Regions from separate parts of the Homo sapiens genome. Here region 2 is linked to region 1. A link is an interaction called in ENCODE POLR2A ChIA-PET data of the cell type or tissue named here. Cell type or tissue: OCI-LY7. All regions are shown on one strand. Links, peaks and the distances in the headings refer to the core of each region. The heading gives the core; the rest is flanking DNA. Region 1 overlaps HOMER3-AS1 (HOMER3 antisense RNA 1). Region 2 overlaps SUGP2 (SURP and G-patch domain containing 2).

Region 1 (10,959 bases), core at 1,840-6,839:
TGGAATGCCCTCGCTGCAGGCATCTCTTCTGCCTTGTCCTTCCAGGCTCAGCGCCACCACCCTGTCTCCTCCTCCAGGAAGCCTCTCTGACTACCCTGGCCTTGGAAGGGATCTTGCCCTCCCCTGTCCCAATCCCTGTGACTCTTTTTTTTTTCTTTTTTAAAGTTTATTTTTAGAGACGAGGTCTCACTATGTTGCCCAGGCTGGTCTCAAACTCCTAAGCTCAAGTGATCCTCCCACCTCGGCCTCCCAAAGTGCTGGGATGACAGGTGTGAGCCCAGACCCTTTCTGTGACTCTTATGTTACCTGTTTATTACATGACCAGGTCTGGGTGCTCCTCTAGGGCTGGCCCATCCATCCTGAAGCCCCAGTCTGACCCAGCACAAGAGCGACTGTTCATCCCACAGGGGAAACTGAGGCACAGACTCGGTTTCCCTGGCTGCTTCTAACTTCACGAGGCATCTGCACAAGGGAAGGATTTGGCTCTGTTCTCAGGCCGGAAGCCACGAAATGCTTGAACATTGTGGGGAGCAAAGAAAATACCGTCTGTTCTGTGCAAAAAATGACTTTTCCTTATTACCAACAAAATAATGGAAAAAATAAAAAAGTATCTGGGAAAGGTGCTGGCATGGCCAAGGCTTCTGGAAGCTGCTTAGAGTTTGCCAAGTGCACAAGTGGGGCCCTGTGGCTATTTTACAGGGGCGGCTGGGCGAGGGGCCCAGGCAGACTTTGCCCTTTGTGTGGGCAGAAAGCAACAGTGAAAGAGACAGTGAAGGGTTGAGTTGCTTTCCTGAACACCCTCTCCGGTCTCTGGGAGGGGCTGGGACAGGGCTGGCCTTGAGCAGCCCCAACCTGAAGCTGGACTAGCCAAGTCTACACTGAGGCACTGGCTTCCTCAGTGTGGGCCTCAGTTTTCTCACCTGGAAAATGGGCCGATGCTTGCAGGGCTTCTAGTAGAGGGAGAAACATGAAGGATTTAGTCAATATCAGCAGCTGTCCTCTGGGGTGCCTGCCATTAGGTTCGTGGGCAAAGGCCCTGCCACTCTTTGCTGCAGCTGGGAAAACAGAGTCTGTGTCTCAGTTTCCCTGCTGGGATGAATAGTCACTCTTATGCTGGGTCAGACTGAGGCTTCAGGATGGATGGGCCAGCCCTAGAGGAGCACCTAGACCTGGTCATATAATAAACAGGTAACATAAGAGTCACAGAAAGGGGCTGGGCTCATGCCTGTCATCCCAGCACTTTGAGAGGCCGAGGCTGGAGGATCGCTTGAGCTCAGGAGTTCGAGACCAGCCTGGGCAACATAGTGAGACCTCGTCTCTAACGAGGGCTGCCCTGAGCTGCTGCCCCCACCCCAGTCTGGGCCCTCTTCTTCCTAGGTCTGGAGGCCTCTCTTCTAAAGAACTGGGCTGGGTGCAGTGGCTCATGCCTGTAATCCTAGCACTTTGAGAGGCTGAGGCAGGCAGATCACCTGAGGTCAGGAGTTTGGGACCAGCCTGGTCAAAACATGGTGAAACCCCGTCTCTACTGAAAATACAAAAATTAGCCGGACGTGATGGTGCACACCTGTAATCCCAGCTACTCGGGAGGCTGAGGCAGGAGAATTGCTTGAACTCAGGAGGCAGAGGTTGCAGTGAACTGAGATCAGGTGACTGTACTCCAGCCTGGGTGACAGAAGGAGACTCTGTCTCAAAAACAAAAACAAAAAAGGGTGGGGGGGAGGGAGGAAGGAAGGAAGGAACAGACTTGAGATGTCCTTGCAGGGCAGGCAGAGGCCACCCCAAGGTGTCTGACTAGGAAAGCAACTTTCCTTTGGGGCTGAAAAATGGTGTGGGAGAATGAGCTTCCCACCTTAAAGGGGAAACCAAGCGGGAGCCTGAACAGCTCATTCAGCACTAAGAAAACTGCATTTGCAGAATGGCTTTTATGGCTCAGGCTCTGGTCTCTGCCTAGTTAGATCTGACCTAGCCTTTGGAGTGAGGCTAAACAGTCTCTCCTCTCCAGAGACTTTCTGTGCCACCAGAGCAGGGACAGTCCACCTGCTCTTCCCGAAAGCTGGGTGCCCACCTCCCAGTGAAGGTCTTGGTGACTACTTCAGGTCTGTTTATTGTTTATGGCATGATTTGGTTACTGTTCACCTCTTACATGGATTTGTCCCTGCACCTAGAACAAGCCTGACCTGTGACAGCTTTCTTTTTTTTTGGAGATGGAGTCTCACTCTGTCGCCAGGCTGGAGTGCAGTGGCACAATCTCGGCTCACTGCAACCTTCAATTCCTGGGTTCAAGCTATTCTTCTGCCTCAGCCTCCCGAGTAGCTGGGATTACAGGCACTCGCCACCACACCCAGCTAATTTTTGTATTTTTTTTTTTAGTAGAGACAGGATTTCACCATGTTGGCCAGGATGGTCTCAATCTCCTGACTTCGTGATCCGCCCGCCTTGGCCTCCCAAAGTGCTGGGATTACAGACGTGAGCCACCGCCCTTGGCCCCTGTGACAGCTTTCTATGAGCACTTTCAGGAGTAGGAGATCCCCAGGTTCCAGCTTTCGACTTGGCTTTCGGAATCACGTGAGCCAGGGAGTGAATCCCAGCCCTGCTGCTTACCAGCAGTGCCACCCTGAAGAAGTCACTTTCCCTTCTTTGTGCCTCAGGTTCCCCATCCATAAAATGGGCATACGAATGGTGTTCACTTCTGAGGTTTACTGTAGGGATCCAATGAGTTCTTTCTTTTTCTTTTCTTTTTTTCTTTTGAGACAGAATCTTGCTCTGTCACCCAGGCTGGAGTGCAGTGGCGCAATCTCGGCTTGCTGCAATCTCTGCCTTCCAGGTTCAAGCAATTCTTCTGCCTCGGCCTCCCTAGTAGCTGGGATTACAGGCGCACGCCACCACAGCCGGCTAAATTTTTGTGTTTTTAGTAGAGACAGGGGTTTCACCATGTTGGCCAGGCTGGTCTCCAACTCCTGGACTCAAGTGATCCACCCGCCTTGGCCTCCCAAACTATTGGGATTACAGATGTGAGCCACCACGCCCACCCTTTTTCTTTCTTTTCTTTTCTTTTCTTTTTTTTTTTTTTTTGAGACAGGGCCTCACTCTGTTGCCCAGGCTGTAGTGCAGTGGCTCAATCATGGCTCACTGCAGCCTCAACTTTCTGGGTTCAAGCAATCCTTCCACCTCAGACTCCTGAGTGGCTGAGACTACAGGTGCACACCACTACGCCTGGCTAATTTTTGTATTTTTTGTAGAGATGGGGTGTCACTATGTTGCCCAGGCTGGTCTCCAACTCCTGGACTCAAGAGATCTGCCTGCCTCAGCCTCTCAAAGGGCTGGGATAACAGATGTAAGCCACTGCATCTGGCCTCCAATGAGTTGTTATGTGAAGAGAACGTGATTGTAGGTGCTTAATAAATGCTTGCTGTTATAAACATCATATTTATTTTTGGTATGTGGTTTTGATCCTGAACCAACCTCTTACTCTTTTCTTTTTCAGAAGTTAGAGGACTCCAACCAGGCCTGAACTCTCAAGGACAGAAATGGGTCCAACCTGGCATGACATCCTCTAAATCTTTAGCTCCTGGCCTCTCAGGTGCCCCCTCCAGCTACCTCCCTCTTCCTTCTCTTCATTCCCCAAGCCATAGCTGGTTGGGCCAACCTCCAGACATTAGCCTCTTTGCAAACTCCTATTCATCCCTCAAAGCCTCACCTTCAATGCTCTCCTCCCCAAGAAGCTCTCTCCTCTACCTCTAGACCTTTTCCAGCCCTCTTCCCTCTTTCTGGCCCAGCCCTGACTCCTGGGAGTGTCTGTGTGCAGCTTTGACTCCCCCAGCCTGAGTGTCTCTCAAGGGCTGAGACCAGGGCCCATGTTTCCCTAGAGTTTGTCATCTTCCAGCATAGTGTGGACGCATGGGGGTCAGGCAAAGGGGGAGTTTGATGACTCAGTACTATTGGTGATTTTGCATCACTTGAAGGAGACCCTGCCTTAAATTCAGAACTTGACTTCTGCCCACGGCTAAAGTTAATTCATTCAACAACCCCCCATGAAGCAATGGAGCCAGGCTCCCTCAGGCCCAGGCAAGAAAGGGTCGTGGAGTTGGGGTCGCCAGCACTGGTTTATGGATTTGAGGACCTAGGACCAGAGTGAGTTGGGGATGGGAGGAGGCAGTGCTTGAGGCCCCTCTGAGCAGCAAACCTGGACCCGAGGTTCAGTTCCCGCAGACCTAATTACCCTAATTTGCCACATGCACTAATTACCTCCTGGGTGCCAGGTGGCTGGGCGGGGCTGCCCCAATTTCCGGAGGTAGGTCGGGGCCCGATTATTTTTGGCTGTGGCGTCCTTGAAGCCTCCGCCATCAGCAGCGCTTGAAGGGCAGAAAGTGGGGCGGAGAAATTGAGGCCACATCAGGGGAGGCACTGCGGGAATTGGGGGTCGGCTGGCCTTGGAGCTCCCTGAACAGGGGGCCTTGGGCCCAAGGCCTGAGAGTCTTTGGCACCTAGCCAGAGGTGGCAAGATCTGGAGGGGCATGGCCAGGCACGATGGCTCACACCTGTAATCCCAGCACTTTGGGAGGCTGAGGCAGGTGGATCACGAGGTCAGGAGTTCAACACCAGCCTGGCCAATGTGGTGAAACCCTGTCTCTATTAAAAATATAAAAAATTAGCCGGGCGTGGTGGTGCATTCCTGTAGTCCCAGCTACTCAGGAGGCTGAGGCAAGAGAATCGCTTGAACTTGGGAGGCAGAGGTTGCAGTGAGCCGAGATCGCGCCACTGTACTCTAGCCTGGGCGGGAGAGCGAGACTCTTGTCTCAAAAAAAAAAAAAAAAAAAAATCTGGAGGGGTTGAGAATCAGCCAGCTCCATGGTGGATTGGTTTGAAGTCTTTTTGTTTTGTTTTGAGACAGAGTCTCGCTGTCATCCAGGCCAGAGTGCAGTGGCACAATCTCGGCTCACTGCAATCTCCCCCTCTCAGGTTCAAGCAATTCTGCTGCCTCAGCCTCCCGAGTAGCTGGGACTACAGGTGCGTGCCGCCACACCCAACTAATTTTTTCATTTTTAGTAGAGATGGAGTTTCACCATGTTGGCCAGGCTGGTCTTGAACACCTAACTTCAAGTGATCCGCCTGCCTGGGCCTCCCAAATTGCTGGGATTACAGGCGTGAGACACCACGCCCGGCCCAGGTCTGTTTTTGATGTGATACCATGGCCGGGAAAGGGGCTGCCAGGGGGTGGGAGTGGGGGTAGTCAGATGGGCCTGGTTTCATATCCCAAGTCCCACCAGCTTGCTGTGTGTTCCTGGGCATATAACCTTTCATGAACTCTTTGCACCTTTCCTGAGGGATGAAACAGGTGTAATTTAAAAAGGGTGCTTTAGGCACTGGGGGTCGGAGCATGGGCAAAGGCCCTGAGGTGGGGCCAGGCAGGACATGTTGCTGGTACATTAGACAGGTGTCTAGAGTGGAGTAAGTGGGAGAAAAGCTTATGGGACTGCTGAGACCTAGGGGGTCACAGGAACTGAGCAGAGCCTTGTGGGTCTTGGTGAGTTGTGTGGGTTTCATTCTGAAGGCACTGGGGAGCCATGGGGAGTTTGGAGCCAGAGAGAGAGGGAGTGGTCACATTGACACTGCAGGCCCTGGGCAGGGTTTCAGCTCTTAGGAAAGAACGAGGTGTCTGTCCATGTGCAGAATGGTCGCAGACCCTACCATTCTCTGAGCCTCAGTTTCCCCACCCTGAGCAGAGTCCTGAGACTAGGGCAGCCCCAGAACACAGTGAGCCCTCTGCCGGGGAAGCCCCACTCTACCCTGGAGCTCCCAAATGCTGGCTGTGCAGCCTACACGGCCTCCTCCCCGCCTGTCCCCCCATCCCACGCTCCTTCTGTGGCCTTGGGGGAGCAGCTGTGGGAACAGAGAGCAGAAGCCCGTGGGGAAGGCAGCTCAGAGGGCCTCTGGGGGCCGTGTTCCTGCTTGGTGACAGCCCACGTGGGGCTGCCGCGCGCCGAATGTTCTCACAGCAGCCAGGTGACTCACATGCTACAGCCTCTTCCCTGGGTCTGCCAGAGGGAGAGTATTCCTAGTCCCCAGGCACAGGCCGGGGTCTCTGGTTTGGCCACCTGTGCCCTGGCTATGCCCTCTAGGATCCCCCCCACCAACACACACCAAGGGACCCCTCTAACTGGCGATGCTGCCCACCTCCTTGCTCCAGCATCTTCCGTGGCTCTCCTGGACACCTCAGAGAGAGGCTCAAGCTCCTCATTGCCCATTGGTCAAGCTGCTCAGCCCCACTTCAGAGCACTTGTACTGGGTCCCACGTATGGCCTGAAATGCCAGCTCTAAGGCCATCTCCTCCAGGAAGCCTTCCAGCCCTCCCCACAACTCTGACAATCCTGACCCCCAGGACGAGGATGCGTCTGTGTCTGGCCCTGCCTCCCTCCCAGACTGGGGGCTAACTGGAGTCCAGGCCCAGGACCCAGGCCTCTCAGGGGCTCCACTGTTATCCAGTATAGGAGTGCACAGCAGGGGCTCTGGGGGAGGAAGGCAAGGTCCAAGTCTGGACCCCATGGGCCTGACATGTAACCAAATTATTTATGTATTTATTTATTTTTATTTATTTATTTTTTTTGAGACAGAGTCTCACTCTGCCACCCAGGCTGGAGTGCAGTGGCGCGATCTCGGCTCACTGCAACCTCCATCTGACAGGTTCAAGCAATTCTCGTGCCTCCGCCTCCTGAGTAGCTGGGACTACAGGCACGTGCCACCACACCCGGCTAAATTTTTTTTGTATTTTTAGTAGAGACGGGGTTTCACTGTGTTAGCCACAATGGTCTCGATTTCCTGACCTCGTGATCCGCCCGCCTCGGCCTTCCAAAGTGCTGAGATTACAGGCATGAGCCACCACGCCCGGCATTAATTTTTATTTTTTGAGAGACAAGGTCTAACTCTGCCGCCCAGGCTGGAGTGCAGTGGTGCGATCTCAGCTCACTGCAGCCTCAGCCTCTTGGGCTCAAGCGATTCTCCTGCCTCAGCCTCCCGAGTCACTGGGATTAGAGGTGTGAGCCACCAAGCCTGGCTAATTTTTTAATATTTTGTAGAGATGGGGTCTTCCTATGTTGTCCAAGCTGCTCTCTAACTCCTGGGCTCAAGCAATCCTCCTGCCTTAGCCTCCCACAGTGCGGAGATTACAGGCATAAGCCACTGCACCTAGCTAACCCATTTCATAGAAGAGAAAACTGAGGCTCAGGGAGCTTGTCAGTTCCCCAAAGTAAAAGTCAGCAGAAGGCTGGAGGTGGTAGCTCATGCCTGTAATCCCAGCTCTTTGGGAGGCGGAGGCAGGCTGCTCACCTGAGGTCAGGAGTTCAAGACCAGCCTGGCCAACATGGTGAAACCCCATCTCTACAAAAATACAAAAAAATGGGCCGGCCATGGTGGCTCATACCTGTAATCCCAGCACTTTGGGAGGCCGAGGTGGGCAGATCACAAGGTCAGGAGATAAAGACCATCCTGGCTAACACGGTGAAACCCCGTCTCTACTAAAAATACAAAAAATTAGCCAGGCATGGTGACAGGCGCCTGTAGCCCCAGCTACTGGGGAGGCTGAGGCAGGAGAATGATGTGAACCCGAGAGGTGGAGCTTGCAGTGAGCCGAGATCGTGCCACTGCACTCCAGCCTGGGTGACAGAGCAAGACTCCGTCTCAAAAAAAAAAAAAAAAAAGAAAAAGAAAAAAATAACCAGGCATGGTAGCTCATGCCTATACTCCCAGCACTTTGGGAGGCCGAGGTGGGTGAATCACCTGAGATCAGGAGTTCAAGACCAGCCTGACCAACATGGTGAAACCCTGTCTATACTAAAAATACAAAAATTAGCTCAGTGTGGTGGCACACGCCTGTAGTCCCAGCTACTCGGGAGGCTGCGGCAGGATAATCACTTGAACCCTTGAACCCGGGAGGCAGAGGTTGCAGTGAGCCAAGATCACGCCATTGCACTCCAGCTTGGGTGACCGAGTGAGACTTCATCTTAAAAAAAAAAAAAAAAAGGCCGGGCATGGCGGCTCACGCCTGTAATCTCAGCACTTTGGGAAGCCGAGGCGGGTGGATCACGAGGTCAGGAGATCGAGGCCATCCTGACTAACACGATGAAACCCCGTTTCTACTAAAAATACAAAAAATTAGCCGAGCGTGGTGGCAGGCGCCTGTAGTCCCAGCTACTTGGGAAGCTGAGGCAGGAGAATGGCGTGAACCTGGGAGGTGGAGCTTGCAGTGAGCCGAGATCACGCCACTGCACTCCAGCCTGGGCAACAGAGCGAGACTCTGTCTCAAAAAAAAAAAAAAAAAAGTCACCAGGAGGCTGGAGGTGGTGGCTCATTCCTGTAATCCCAGCACTTTGGGAGGCCAAACCAGGCAGATCACTTGAGGTCAGGAATTCGAGACCGGCCTGGCCAACATGGCAAAAACCTGCCTCTAGTAAAAACACAAAAAGTAACCCGGGCATGGTGGTGTGCACCTGTAACCCCAGCTACTCAGGAGGCTGAGGTGGGAGAATTGCTTGAACCCAGGAGTCAGAGGTTGCAGTGAGCCCAGATCACACCACTCCACTCCAGCCTGGACGACAGAGTGAGACTTTGTCTCAAAACAACAACAACAAAAAGTCAGCAGAGAGGAAAGGCTGGTCCTGGAACCCCAGTCTGAGAGGCCAAGTCTGCTCCTTGCAACCTCTGGAGCTTTGCTTACCCAGGGAGCAGGTTGGGGGGTTTGCTCATCCACCTGCAGGTGGATTTGGTGCAGCCTGGGCTCAAACTCAAGGGGTCCAACAGCCCTTCCTCCCTGAGCCTCTGTTTCCTCCTCTGTAAAGCAAGGATTATTCATCATTAACTCATGTTTATTAAGCACTTAAGGCATCCAGGTCTGTTAGGACACCCTGCCCTCAGGGACCTCATGTCTGGTAGACAAGGGAACGAGGAAATGACTTCTGACAGGATTTTGCAAAAGAAAGAAAACCAGGCAAAGCACCAGGTCAAGACTGCAGTGGTTGCTGAAGGCTACTTTGTGGAGGTGGTGATTCAGGGCAATAGCACGCCCAAAGGCCCTGAGGCAGGGATGTGTTCAGCCCCTTGGGACAGCATTGAGGAGGCGGCTGTGACTGAAGCAAAGTGAGTTGGGCAGAGTGGGGAGGGCACCATGTAGGCAGGGAGGGCTACAGGCTGGGCATCAGGGACCTGTGGGTCCCCAGGAAGGAATGCAGACTTTATACTTAGAGCACTGGGGAGCCACATAAGGCTTTTGAGCAGGAGAGGGCATGATCTGCTTTTTTTTTTTTTTTTTTTAGACAAGGTCTCACGCTTTCACCCAGGCTGAAGTGCAGTGGCGTGATCATGGCTCACTGCAGCTTCGACCTCCTGGTCTCAGATGATCCTCCCACCTCAGCCTCCCAGGTAGCTGGGACTACAGGTGTGCGCCACTATACCCAGTTGTGATCTTCTTTTGTGTTTAAATATTTGCAGCCGGGTGCGATGGCTCATGTCTGTAATCCCAGCACTTTGGGAGGCCGAGGCAGGAGGATCACTTGAGTCCAGGAGTTCGAGACCAGCCTGGCCAACGTGGTGAAACCCTATCTCTACTAAAAATACAAAAATTAGCCAGGTGTGATGGTGCATGCCTGTGGTCCCAGCTATTCGGGAGGCTGAGGCAGGAAAATCGCTTGAACCTGGGAGGTGGAGGTTGCAGTGAGCCGAGATGGCAGCATTGCACAACAGTCTGGGAAATAGCAAGACTGTCTCAAAAAAAAAAAAAAAAAAAAAGATTTGCAGCCAGGCACAGTGGCTCACACCTGTAATCCCAGGGCCTGAGGGAGGAAACTTGTCTTCATAAACCCTTTCCCATCTTCCTCTGTCTCTCACGAGGTCCTGGATGCTGGCCTCCGGGTCTTATCGCTGAAATCTCAGGCCTCCAACAGCAGGGAAACATCTGCTTTCCGGAGTTCAAGGATCTTCCAGCCCGGACGGAGGTCACAGGGAAGGAGGATCGCTGAAACAAAGAGAAAGGGTCACACGTTGGGCGCTGACTGCATCAACAGGGGAGACACTGGCCAGGTGCGGTGGCTCACTCCTCTAATCCCAGCACTTTGGGAGGCCGAGGTGGGTGGATCATTTGAGGTCAGGAGTTTGAGACAAGCCTGGACAACATGGTGAAACCCTATCTCTACTAAAAATACAAAAAAAAAAAATTAGCCGGGCATTGTGGCACACACCTGTAATCCCAGCTACTCAGGAGGCTGAGTCAAGAGAATCGCTTGAACCTGGGAGGCGGAGGTTTCAGTGAGCCAAGATCACGCCACTGCACTCCAGCCTGGGTGACAGAGTGAGACTCCACCTCAGAAAAATAAAAACACACAAACAAAAATTAGCCGGGCGTGGTGGCACACATCTGTAGTCCTAACTACTGGGGAGGCTGAAACAGGACAACTGCTTGAGCCCAGGAGGTCAAGGCTGCAGTGAGCTCAAATTGCACCGCTGCACTCTAGCGTGGGGGACAGAGCGAGACCTGTCTTGAAAAACAACAAAGAAAAAAAAAAAGAAAAACAACAAAGAAACAAATCCCAAAGTCAATGGGGACCAGAGTCTGGGGAAGGGTGTCAGTACACCCACATCTTGGGGTCCCCCCTAACACCTTGGGGTCCCTCAGGCTTTGGCATCTATCCTGGGACCCAGGAGGGATATAGCTGCTGGTGGCTGGGCCAAGCCCTTGGTGGTAACCCCACTGTTCTGGGGGGTACCATCCAGGGAGGTCATGACCAGTAGCTGAGGGGTTCCTGCAGGGCCCTTCCAGGTGGTAGGTGCTCAGGAGTTGGCTGTTAACAGGTCAGGAGAGTGAGAAACAGAAAGAAACATAGACATACAGACTTGGAGAGCAGTTGCTTGGGGGCTGGCCTCTCGCTTCTAGATGAGACCCTCTCCTGGGGGGCCACTCAGAGTCCATCTGGG
Region 2 (10,959 bases), core at 2,983-7,982, 70 kb after region 1:
AGCAGGTGGGTCGCTTGAGCCCAGGAGTTCAAGACCAGTCTGGGCAACATGGCGAAACCCCATCTCTTTAAAAATAAATAAATAAATAACCACCCCACAACAAACATAACAGACTTTTGTGAATATTTGATTTCAGTTTGTGTTAAAGAAGAATATTGCTTAGTAAGTATGGCAGTATTTCAGGTGGCTTTCAGATTGTTTGATATTAAGTAGCGACATATCAGTTATTAGATGAGGTTCCAGATTACCAGTGACAAGCCAACTAGAAGTAAGGTGGCTGTGTGTTGCACAGCATTGGCAGCACTGTGTGATGTGGCATGTCCCTGGCAGGCAGCTCCATACACAAGCTCCTGCTGACACTGTTAGCCAGTTGAGGTCTGTCTGGACCTGACAAAACGACTGAGTACCGGCTCCACTGCTGCCCTGGCACTCTGTTGGGCTAACGGTGGCATCCTGCAAGATCATGCCCTAATAAGCAATAGCGCTCAATTAAGAGAATGCTGACCAACATGGGCACTCTGGTTCTCAAGTCAAACACAGCCCCAGCAAGGCAACTCCTCATCAAGGGCAGAGCGCAGAATCAGGGCCAGGTGACCTGACTGCCCCAGTCACTCATGGCTCTGATGGCTTTCCTTGTTCCTGGATGGTTCTGATGCCAAGTGCAGTCCGAGGATGTCAGTCCCAAATGCATCTCCCAAGTTCCAGTGGAACATAACATCAAGAACAGAGAACACTCAACAAGCCAGTCTGCTGGCTTCAAATCTCAGCATAGCCACTTATTAGCTGGGAACCTTTCTGTGCCTCAGTTTCTCCATCTGTAAGACAGGGAAGATGATAAGCAGTAGCTACTTCATCATACAGCTGTGAGGCCTGCGTTATAAGCTTTTCACTAGGAGGCAAGTGCTATGAAAACTGCCTAGTAGTCATTAACCGCTCAACAAATATTAGCAGATTGTCTCTGTTTATGCTCATTTCCTGTGTTATAAAATCTTCCACAACCTTATTTGGATTACGTCGTCTACGCATTTCAGAGAAACATTAATGTCTCCTACCATGGTTTTGGATTCATCCAATTCCTCTTATCATGGTTTTGGACTTAAATGATTTTTTTTTTTTTGAGACGGAGTCTCGCTCTGTCACCCAGGCTGGAGTGCAGTGGCGCAATCTCGGATCACTGCAACCTCTGCCTCCTGGATTCAAGTGATTCTCCAGCCTCATCCTCCCGAGTAGCTGGGATTATAGGCACCCGCCACCACACCCAGCTAATTTTCGAATTTTTTTTAGCAGAGATGGGGTTTCACCATGTTGGCCAGGCTGGTCTTGAACTCCTGATCTCAGGTGATCTGCTCACCTTGGCCTCCCAAAGTGCTGGGATTACAGGCATGAGCCACCGCACCCAGCTCTGGACTTAAATGATTTCTAAAGGTTGTTTATTTACATGGCTCAAAGCTATGTAGTGCAGGCACCAAGATTCACAATCTATATGTTCGTGATGACTTTCCCTTTTATCAGGAACTTCTTTTGCTCCTTTTAGTGCTGTTCTCCTTAAAGTCTTTTTTGCCTAAACAATTCTCTACATCCTTTCTTTTTGGTAGCGTTCACCTGCTATGCAATTTCCCATCTCTGTGTTTTCCAATTCCTGTGTTTTTGCTTCTTTCTCTCTATAGTAGTACGGAAGTTATAGACCTCACTTCTGTTCCTTTAATGGCTAATCGACACACATACCTAAACTTTTATTTTGTATCAATATCCAGAATTACCCTTTAGCTCTATCCTCATGTCAAACAAGACAAAGGCCTGCACACCTACCTCCCTCCTTCCCCTTGTGCCTCACATATTTAGATCATCTGGGATTTTAGTTTCTTTTATTTCACCCCAAACATCAATTATTTAGATTTTATGTTAACTTTGGGGTGCTTGGACAATCCTGCTGAGGCTAGACCACAGGGATTCTTAGCCACTTGTTTTCCTGAGTGTGTGAACACGTAGGACCTGGTGGGCTCTCCCTGGAGAGCATGGTCAGGGCTGGCCCACTCCCAGGGGACAATTTAGAAGATGAGAGAAAACAAAGTATGACATATTCCTTCAGCTTTATATCCTGCACTGTTGTTATCATTTTCTAGGCTTGATGCTTTGCACTCTCTCATAGAAAAGGACGGAAGCCTGCCCCTTGGTGTTCCAAACAAGGAAGTAAAGCCATAGTGGATGTGTCTGTCTATACTTCTGATTGATTCATTGATTGATTTGAGACGGTGTTTTGCTCTTGTCGCCCAGGCTGGAGTGCAGTGGTGCGATCTCAGCTCACTGCAACCTCTGCCTCCTGGGTTCAAGTGATTCTCCTGCCTCAGCCTCCTGAGTAGCTGGGAGTATAGGCAGCCACCACCATGCCCAGCTAATTTTTTATTTTTAGTAGAGATGGGGTTTCATCATGTTGGCCAGGCTGGTCTCAAATTCCTGACCTCATGCGGCCCACTCGCCTCGGCTTCCCAAAGTGGTGGGATTACAGGTGTGAGTAACCGCACCTGGCTCTTCTGACATCTTTAGTGCACGACACGAGGCAGGTCACCTCGGCAAAGAGGCAATGGCCAGTTCTGTCCACAAGGCTCCAGTGGGAACAAATCATGCTTGTGGGGTGTGAGGGTGGAAGGTCTCAAATCTCTGCTGGCCCTCAGAGGGTGGAGATAAGAAGCCCTTCTTATATCTGCCTCCTAGAGGTCTGACTTTTTCACTTGCTAACTAATAAAAAGAATTTATTAAGGCTGGACATGATGGCTCATGCCTGTAACCCCAGTGATCTGGGGGATCGCTTGAGCCCAGGAGTTAGACACCAGCCTGGGCAACAGAGCAAAAACCCATTTCTTAAAAAAAGAAAAAAAAAAAAAAGCTGATAGCTGAATGCGGTGGTGTACTCCTGTAGTCTCAGCTACTTGGGAGGCTGAGGCAGGGGGATTTTGTGAGCCCAGGTTGAGGCTGCAGTGAACTATGATCATGCCACTGTGCTCTAGCCTGGGCAACAGAATGAAAACTCATCTCTTTAAACAAAAAAAAAAAAGAACTTATTAATCCACATATATCTTCAGAGAATGTCAATGGTCATGCATAAAACTGTTCAGTCAAGAAAAAGCAACATAGGCTTATTAAGAGATACAGAGGTAAGCCAGGTGCGGTGGCTCATGCCTGTAATTCCAGCGCTTTGGGAGGCCAAGGCAGGAGGATCATGAGGTCAGGAGATTGAGACCATCCTGGCTAACATGGTGAAATCCCGTCTCTACTAAAAATACAAAAAAATTAGCCGGGTGTGGTGGCAGGTGCCTGTAGTCCCAGCTACTAGGGAGGCTGAGGCAGGAGAATGGTGTGAACCCGGGAGGCAGAGCTTGCAGCGAGCCAAGATCCCGCCACTGCACTCCAGCCTGGGGGACAGAGCGAGACTCTGTCTCAAAAAATAAATAAATAAATAAATAAATAAATAAATAATAAAAAGAGATACAGAGGTAGCCGTGAGAAGTAGTTTGAAGAACTAAGTGACTGCCTTCAAGGAGTGGAACATGGAAACAGGTCACAGCAGAAACATTTGGCTTTTCATTATGCGTTCAATTGACTGTTTTGTTAAATACAACATACAAGGAGCATTTTGACTTAAGAATTCAAACATGCACACCAGAAACCTAAGTTTAGCAGTTTCTTTACTTATTGCTGTGCTTTTGTATCACACTCTTTCCTCTTACAGTCTCTTGGTAATTCCTTCTCTTTTTTTTGAGACAGAGTCATGCTCCGTTGTACCCAGGCTGGAGTGCAGTGGTGCGATCTTGGCTCACTGCAACCTCTGCCTCCCGGGTTCAAGTGATTCTTGTGCCTCGGTCTCCCAAGTAGCTGGGATTACAGGCGCCTGTCACCATGCCCAGCTAATTTTTTGTATTTTTATTAGAGACACGGTTTCACTATGTTGGCCAGGCTGGTCTCGAACTCCCAACCTCAAGTCATCTGTCCCCCTCGGTCTCCCAAAGTGTTGGGATTACAGGCGTGAGCCACTGCACCCAGCCAGGTAATTCCTTGTGAAGGAGTTTTTGGATGATAAAGTCTCTGGGACCAACTCCTAAATCTTTCCTTCTTCAGGATCTATTCTATCAGCCAACCGCTGAGATTTTTATTTCAATCTATTTTTCATTTCCAAGATCCTTAATAGAATCGTTTTCATAGCAACCAGTGTCTGTTTCATGGATACAATATACTCTTATTACCTGAGACTATTCATTGCACATACATATTTATAGACTACACCTCCTCTTTCTCATAGTGACTCTGTCTTCTAGGGTGTCAGGAGTTGGTTGAGTTTGGTGATGCTCTTTCATGATACTGGTTTACCTCAAATATCAGTTCTTAGTTTGATGCTTATTTCTGGGACTACAGGCACCCGCCACCAGGCCCGGCTAATTTTTTTTTGTATTTTTAGTAGAGACAGGGTTTCACCGTGTTCGCCAGGATGGTCTCGATCTCCTGATCTCGTGATCCACCCACCTTATAGGTGTGAGCCACCATGCCCGGCCGCTTATTTCTGATTTTGTACCCTGCCCTGCCCCCTATCCAAACATACCCCTGACTCTGGCTTCCGTCTGCTGCCCCTGGTTATCAGTGGTCATGAGACCACTGGGCCATGTGCAGGGGTCATGGGGCAGAGGCACCAGCCCCCAGGCCTCTCAGGGCCTCCTATTCCTCCAGCCTAATCACCTTATCAACCACCTGTAAAGTGCCCCTGGGCCTTCTAAGTCTGGATGCCTTCTTACCAAGAGGGTCGGTATCTGCTTGCATCTGTCAATCTGACAATCCTTCAACATGCACACTGGTTCAGACCACAGACCCTGGATTTGAATCTCAACTCTGCCTCTTACTAGTTGTGGATCCTCAAGGCAAGAGGGCTCTTGGAGCCTCAAAGTTTCTTGTCTGTAAAATAAGCATAGCAAGAGACCTGCCTCCCAACGTTGTTTATGAGGATTCAACCAGCTAGTGCTTAAATCAGTAATGTGCTTAGAACAGTACCAACTGCACAGAAGGCACAAGTGTTTATTAAATAAAAAGTATTCAATAAATGATGCTGGGACAATTAGGTTATTTGGGAATTTTTAACTTTTAAGTTACATGCCTACCTCATTCAATACATGAAAATAATCCAAACTCAAGAATTTTGTAAAAATAAAACCACAATAAGCTCCAACCTTCCCCTTGGTAAATCATGGTGGGTAGGACCAAAGACATGGAAATGTATGCCTTTCAAGCATCTTTAGTAATTACAACAGCAAGCATAGCAAGTCCAGTATGGGTACAATCTGACTACCAAAAAGGGCACACTCAGGAGGTCAAGGCTGCAGTGGGCTGTGATAGCACCCCTGCATTGCAGCCTGGGCAACAGAGTGAGATCCTGTCACTAACAAAAAACAGAAAACAAAAGAGGGCACAGCACACCTACAGAGTAGCAGTGAGAAAGTCAATTAGTACAGATAACCTATGGAGAGTAATCTAATGATAAACATCAATGGTCTCCATCAGGGGCAGCTCTGCCTGCCATGGGACACCAGGCAGTGTCTGGATGTATTCTGGGTTGTTACTAGTGAGACAGAAGGTCCTACTAACATCAAACGGATAGAGGCCACAGATGCTGCTAAACAGCCTGCAATGTCCAGGACAGCTCCAACCCTAATACAGAATGATCCAGCCTCAGTGCTGCAGCTGAGGCTGGGCGCGGTGGCTCACGCCTGTAATCCCAGCACTTTGGGAGGCCAAGGCAGGCGGATCGCATGATTTCAGGAGTTCAAGACCACCCTGGGCAACATGGTAAAACCCCGTCTCTACTAAAATACAAAAAATTAGCTGGGTGTGGTGGCGGGCACCTGTAATCCCAGTTACTTGGGAGGCTGAGGCACAAGAATTGCTTGAACCTGGGAAACAGAGGTTGTAGTGAGCCGAGATCACACCACTATACTCCAGCCTGGCGACAGAGCAAGATTCCGTTAACAAATAATAATAATAAAAATAAAAAGTGCTGCAGCTGAGAAACTGACATAAATCAAAAGCCTCTAACATGAGCTTTAACCCAGCAGTTTCACGCCCAGATATCATAATAAACTGCCAGAAAGGTAGGCAGAAATACAATCAAAGCACTGATCATCACTTTTTTTTTTTTTTTTTAAGAGAAATGGTGTCTCAGCCCAGCACAGTGGCTTACGCCTGTAATCCCAGCACTTTGGGAGGCCAAGGCAGGTGGGTCACCTGAGGTCAGGAGTTCGAGACCAACCTGGCCAACATGGTGAAACCCCATCTCTACTAAAAATACACAGATTTGAGACCTTCCACCCTCACACCCCACAAGCATTATTTGTTGCCACTGGAGCCCTGTGGACAGAACTGGCCATTGCCTCTTTGCTGAGGTGACCTGCCTCATGTCGTGCACCTGTAATCCCAGCTACTTGGGAGGCTGAGGCACGAGAATCGCTTGAACTCAGGAGACGGAGGTTGCAGTAAGCCAAGATTGCGCCACTGTACTCCAGCCTGGGTGACAGAGCAAGACTCTTTCTCTGGCTTGTTCTTTACTTTCTCTAATAAGAAAGTACTATATTTAGGACGCAAACTGTAATTTTAATAAGTTGTTCGGCCGGGCGCGGTGGCTCACGCCTGTAATCCCAGCACTTTGGGAGGCTGAGGCAGGTGGATCATGAGGTCAGGAGATCGAGACCATCCTGGCTAACACTATGAAACCCCATCTCTACTAAAAACACAAAAAATTAGCCAGGCGTGGTGGTGGGCTCCTGTAGTCCCAGCTACTCGGGAGGCTGAGGCAGGACAAAGGCATGAACCCGGGAGGCGGAGGTTGCGGTGAGCCGAGATAGCGCCACTGCACTCCAGCCTGGGCGACAGAGCAAGGCTCCGTCTCAAAAAAAAAAAAAAAAAAAAAAGTTGTTCTATTTACATAAAGAGGCAATTAAGCAAAAGACAGTTTAACAAATATTAGCAATAAATTGCAAACAACTGCAATGATGTATTACTAATCTTACTACCCTTACTCTGTATTCTCTGCATGCACATCTCACTGCATCCTTAAAACAGCCCAGCAGGGACTTGGAGCTGTAGTCACAGGTGAGAGAAGGCCACCCACCCAGCTGGCCTACCACTGGTCTGCAGCAGAGCTGGGGCTTGCTGAACCCACATAAATCTGAGCCACCCTCATGCTCTTCTCACTGGAGAACACCACTTGCTCAAGTATCTCACCCTCTGCTCTCAATACCATCAGAGTGACCCAAATTTTGCCATATACTCCATGAGAGGGATTCACAGCGTGGACATTTAAAGACCTACCAGTAAGCAGGGTCCTCTTTGAGAAGAGTTCTCTCTTTGGGAGACAGGCTGCCTTCGATGACACGTTTCACAAGCTGGTCGATGGTGCCCACTACCCTGTGATCTGCTCGCTGGGGGACAGCTGGAACACACAGAACAGCTTCTCTGAGAAATATGCTGAATGTGGGCTCTGAGAAGACGAGGATAGTTGAGTAGTTGGGGGCTTAGTGCTGAACCCAAGCAGGCATCAACAACCGAAATCCTCATTCACAAGACACCAGCATTGAAAAGAGGAAAACAACCAATATGGAAAATCTCCTCCTAAAAAATGTAACAGTATAACCACTAGGAGAGAAACAGTCACAGCTTTCAATGACTGGACAGAGCAATTTATGTATATGCTCTAGAAAAAGAAAGATATATAGCAATTTGATATCATTTTTCACATATTACTTAATAATTTGAGTGTTCATAACATTAAAGTGGAAAATATAAATATCTAGTATAAAATATACAAAAATGTATCTAGGTTATGGTTCTCAATATAAAGGTGGGAATAAAAAATATAAATATGGATACATAGAAAGAAGACTATAAGGAAATATGTTAGGAAATATGTTAACAGAGGTTATAGGGGGTAGAATTATCAGGAATTTCATTTTCCTTATGCTTTAAGAACTTAAAAAAAAAACTTGTGTTTTGTAATCAGAAAATATATGTATCAATTCACAAAAAATTTTCTCCAATTAAAAAAAAAAAAGAAAAAAAAAAAAGGTCAGCCGGGCACGGTGGCTCACACCTGTAATCCTAGCACTTTGGGAGGCTGAGCGGGGTGGATTGCCTGAGCTCAGGAGTTCAAGACCACACTGGGCAACATGGTGAAACTCCGTCTCTGCTAAAATACAAAAAAAAAAAAAAAAAAAAAAATTAGCCAGGCATGGTGGGATAGAGCGAGACTCCATCACAAAAAAAAATAAATAAATAAATAAATAAAAAGGTCAGTGATCCCAAATTACATGTTCACAGAAAATATCTGCTGAATGTATAAGAAACAAATTTTGGCCAGGCACAGTGGCTCACGCCTGTAATCCCAGCACTTTGGAAGGCCAAGGCAGGCGGATCACGAGGTCAGGAGATCGAGACCAGCCTGGCTAACACGATGAAACTCCATTTCTACTAAAAAAATACAAAAAAATTAGCTGGGCATGGTGGCGGGCGCCTGTAGTCCCAGCTACTTGGGAGGCTGAGGCAGGAGAATAGCGTGAACCCGGGAGGTGGAGCTTGCAGTGAGCCGAGATTGCGCCACTGCACTCCAGCCTGAGCGTCAGAGTGAGACCCTGTCTCAAAAAAAAAAAAAGGCAAATTTTTTTTTTTGAGATGGGGTCTCACTCTGTTGCCCAGGCTGGAGTGCAGTGGTCCCATGACAGCTCACTGCAGCCTCGAACTCCTAGGCTCAAGCAATTCTCAGGCCTCAGCCTCCCAAGTAGCTGGGATTACAGACATGCGCCACCACGTACAGCTTTATTTTTTTGTACAGACGAGGCTTCACCACATTGCTCAGGCTGGTCTCCAATTCTTGGGCTCAAGAGATCCACCCTCCTTTACCTCCCAAAGTGCTGGGATTATAGGCATGAGACACCATGCCCTGCCCAAAATATTTTTTAAAGTGTGAATGTCCTCCAATATGACTTTAAATTTACAATGCTGCCAGCAACACAGAACATGTTTCTTCGAATGGTAAGATTGTTTAGTTTCCTAACAATTGTCTAGTTTTAAAAGTACAGAATGATGGCCGGGCACAATGGCTCATTCCTGTAATCCCAGCACTTTGGGAGGCCGAGGCGGGTGGATCACCTGAGGTCAGGAGTTCGAGACCAGCCTGACCAACATGGAGAAACCCCGTCTCTACTAAAAATATAAAATTAGCCAGGTGTGGTGGCACATGACTGTAATCCCAGCTACTAGGGAGGCTGAGGCAGGAGAATCGCTTGAACCTGGGAGGCTGAGATAGCGGTGAGCCGAGATCATGCCATTGCACTCCAGCCTGGGCAACAAGAGCAAAATTCCATCTCAAAAAAAAAAAAAAAAAAAAAGCAAAGAATGGTCTATTTGTTCAGCCACTCAACTCAATTAAAATCACTGCTGAACTAGCGAGGTTTTCCAGTTTGTTCTGTAAATGATTGCATAGTCCTGTGCCCGTCTGTGTCCATGTTGCAGCTTTCAGCTTATTTTAAACACTAGTGTGAGCTCCTCACACATGATGAGTCAATCCTTCAACTGCCACGTTATTCCAAGTATGTCCCCTATGAAACTGCTTTTTTTTTCATGGCTCTCTTTTTACAGAGCTACTAGTTTTACATGATTTTACAAAAGATGTTGAGGTTTACAGTCAGCAATGAAATTTAGGGACCCCTGCAAATTTGGTCATCTTTAGCTAGGATGACCACGAACAAGGGTCAGAAAGTGGGTCACAGCTTTGGCCCAGCAATCCTACTCCTGAGAATGTACCCTTTCAAGGAGAATTAAAAACAATAAAACTAACAGTAATAACCAAAGCATTCAACCAAAGATGTCATTCCAGCATTTTTTTTTTTTTTCTAGATGGACTTTTGCTCATCACCCAGGCTGGAGTGGAGTGGTGCGCTCTAGGCTCACTGCAACCTCCACTTCCCAAGTTCAAGCATCTCTCCTGCCTCAGCTTCCCAAGTAGCTGGGATTATAGGCATGTGCCACCATGCCAGGCTAATTTTTGATTTTTAGTAGAGACAGGTTTCGTCATGTTGGCCAGGCTGGTCTCGAACTCCTGACCTCAGGTGATCCACCTGCTTCAGCTTCCCAAAGTGTTGGGATTATAGCTGCGAACGACTGCACCCAGCCCATTCCAGCACTTCTTTTTTTCTTTTTTTTCTTTTTTTGGAGACAGAGTCTCGCTCTGTCGCCAGGCTGGAGAGCAGTGGCAAGATCTCGGCTCACTGCAACCTCTGCCTCCTGGGTTCAAGCGATTATCCTGCCTCAGCCTTCCGAGTAGCTGGGACTACAGGCACATGCCACCACGCCCGACTAATTTTTTGTATTTTTAGTAGAGACGGGGTTTCACCGTGTTAGCCAGGATGGTTTCGATCTCCTGACCTCATGATCCACCCGCCTCGGCCTCCCAAAGTGCTGGGATTACAGGCATGAGCCACTGCGCCTGGCCCATTATAGCATTTCTAACAGGAACATAAGCAGCGGTGGGGCAGCCTCATGAGATGTGGGCCCTGCTGCCACCTATCCCGCTATCCAGACAGGGAACTGAGGCTTGCAGATGCTAACTACATGTGAACCCAGGTCTGTCTGGCTTCAGAAACCTCTAGTAAAAGGCAGCATGAGTCCAGCATCAAGGGAAAGGTGAGGTAATTTACATTAGGTCAATATCAGGATGTAGCAAAGGCTGTGGAAACAAAGAGGGCTTTCTGGCAATCATGTAGAAGAGCAGGCGGTAGCATTTTCAGTCCAGCATGCCTGCAGCTGCAGGAAAACAGGGGGAACATCAAAGACTGTGGGAGGGTAAGTGGGTGGGTTATAACCACTTTAGGTTATCGGTGACTTTTCTTCCTTCATACAGTATGCCATCACTTTGTGAGGGATTGGGGAGTA

What was found. Peaks named below come from ENCODE experiments on the same cell type or tissue, not always from the same donor. Only the 100,000 strongest peaks of a DNase experiment are listed, where the experiment ranks them.
Region 2: POLR2A ChIA-PET joins it to region 1 with 6 read pairs; 4 of 35 experiments call an interaction of 5 or more read pairs at or near these places.

The regions. Positions count from the first base shown.
Region 1 is chr19:18,942,842-18,953,800 of GRCh38, forward strand. It overlaps HOMER3-AS1 (HOMER3 antisense RNA 1), which reads left to right. Exons shown (of 3, transcript NR_134913.1): 2 at 3,240-3,387; 3 at 3,485-3,990. Among named protein-coding and RNA genes, the nearest start is that of HOMER3, 7.1 kb to the left of the region's middle. In OCI-LY7, for the core only: no CTCF peak of the experiment used is centred there; DNase peaks (open chromatin) are centred at 4,280 and 6,748; H3K4me3 peaks cover 845 bases; H3K27ac peaks cover 3,937 bases.
Region 2 is chr19:19,011,765-19,022,723 of GRCh38, forward strand. SUGP2 (SURP and G-patch domain containing 2) reads right to left here. Exons shown (of 11, transcript NM_001017392.5): 4 at 7,345-7,465. Among named protein-coding and RNA genes, the nearest start is that of SUGP2, 16 kb to the right of the region's middle. In OCI-LY7, for the core only: no CTCF peak of the experiment used is centred there; no DNase peak of the experiment used is centred there.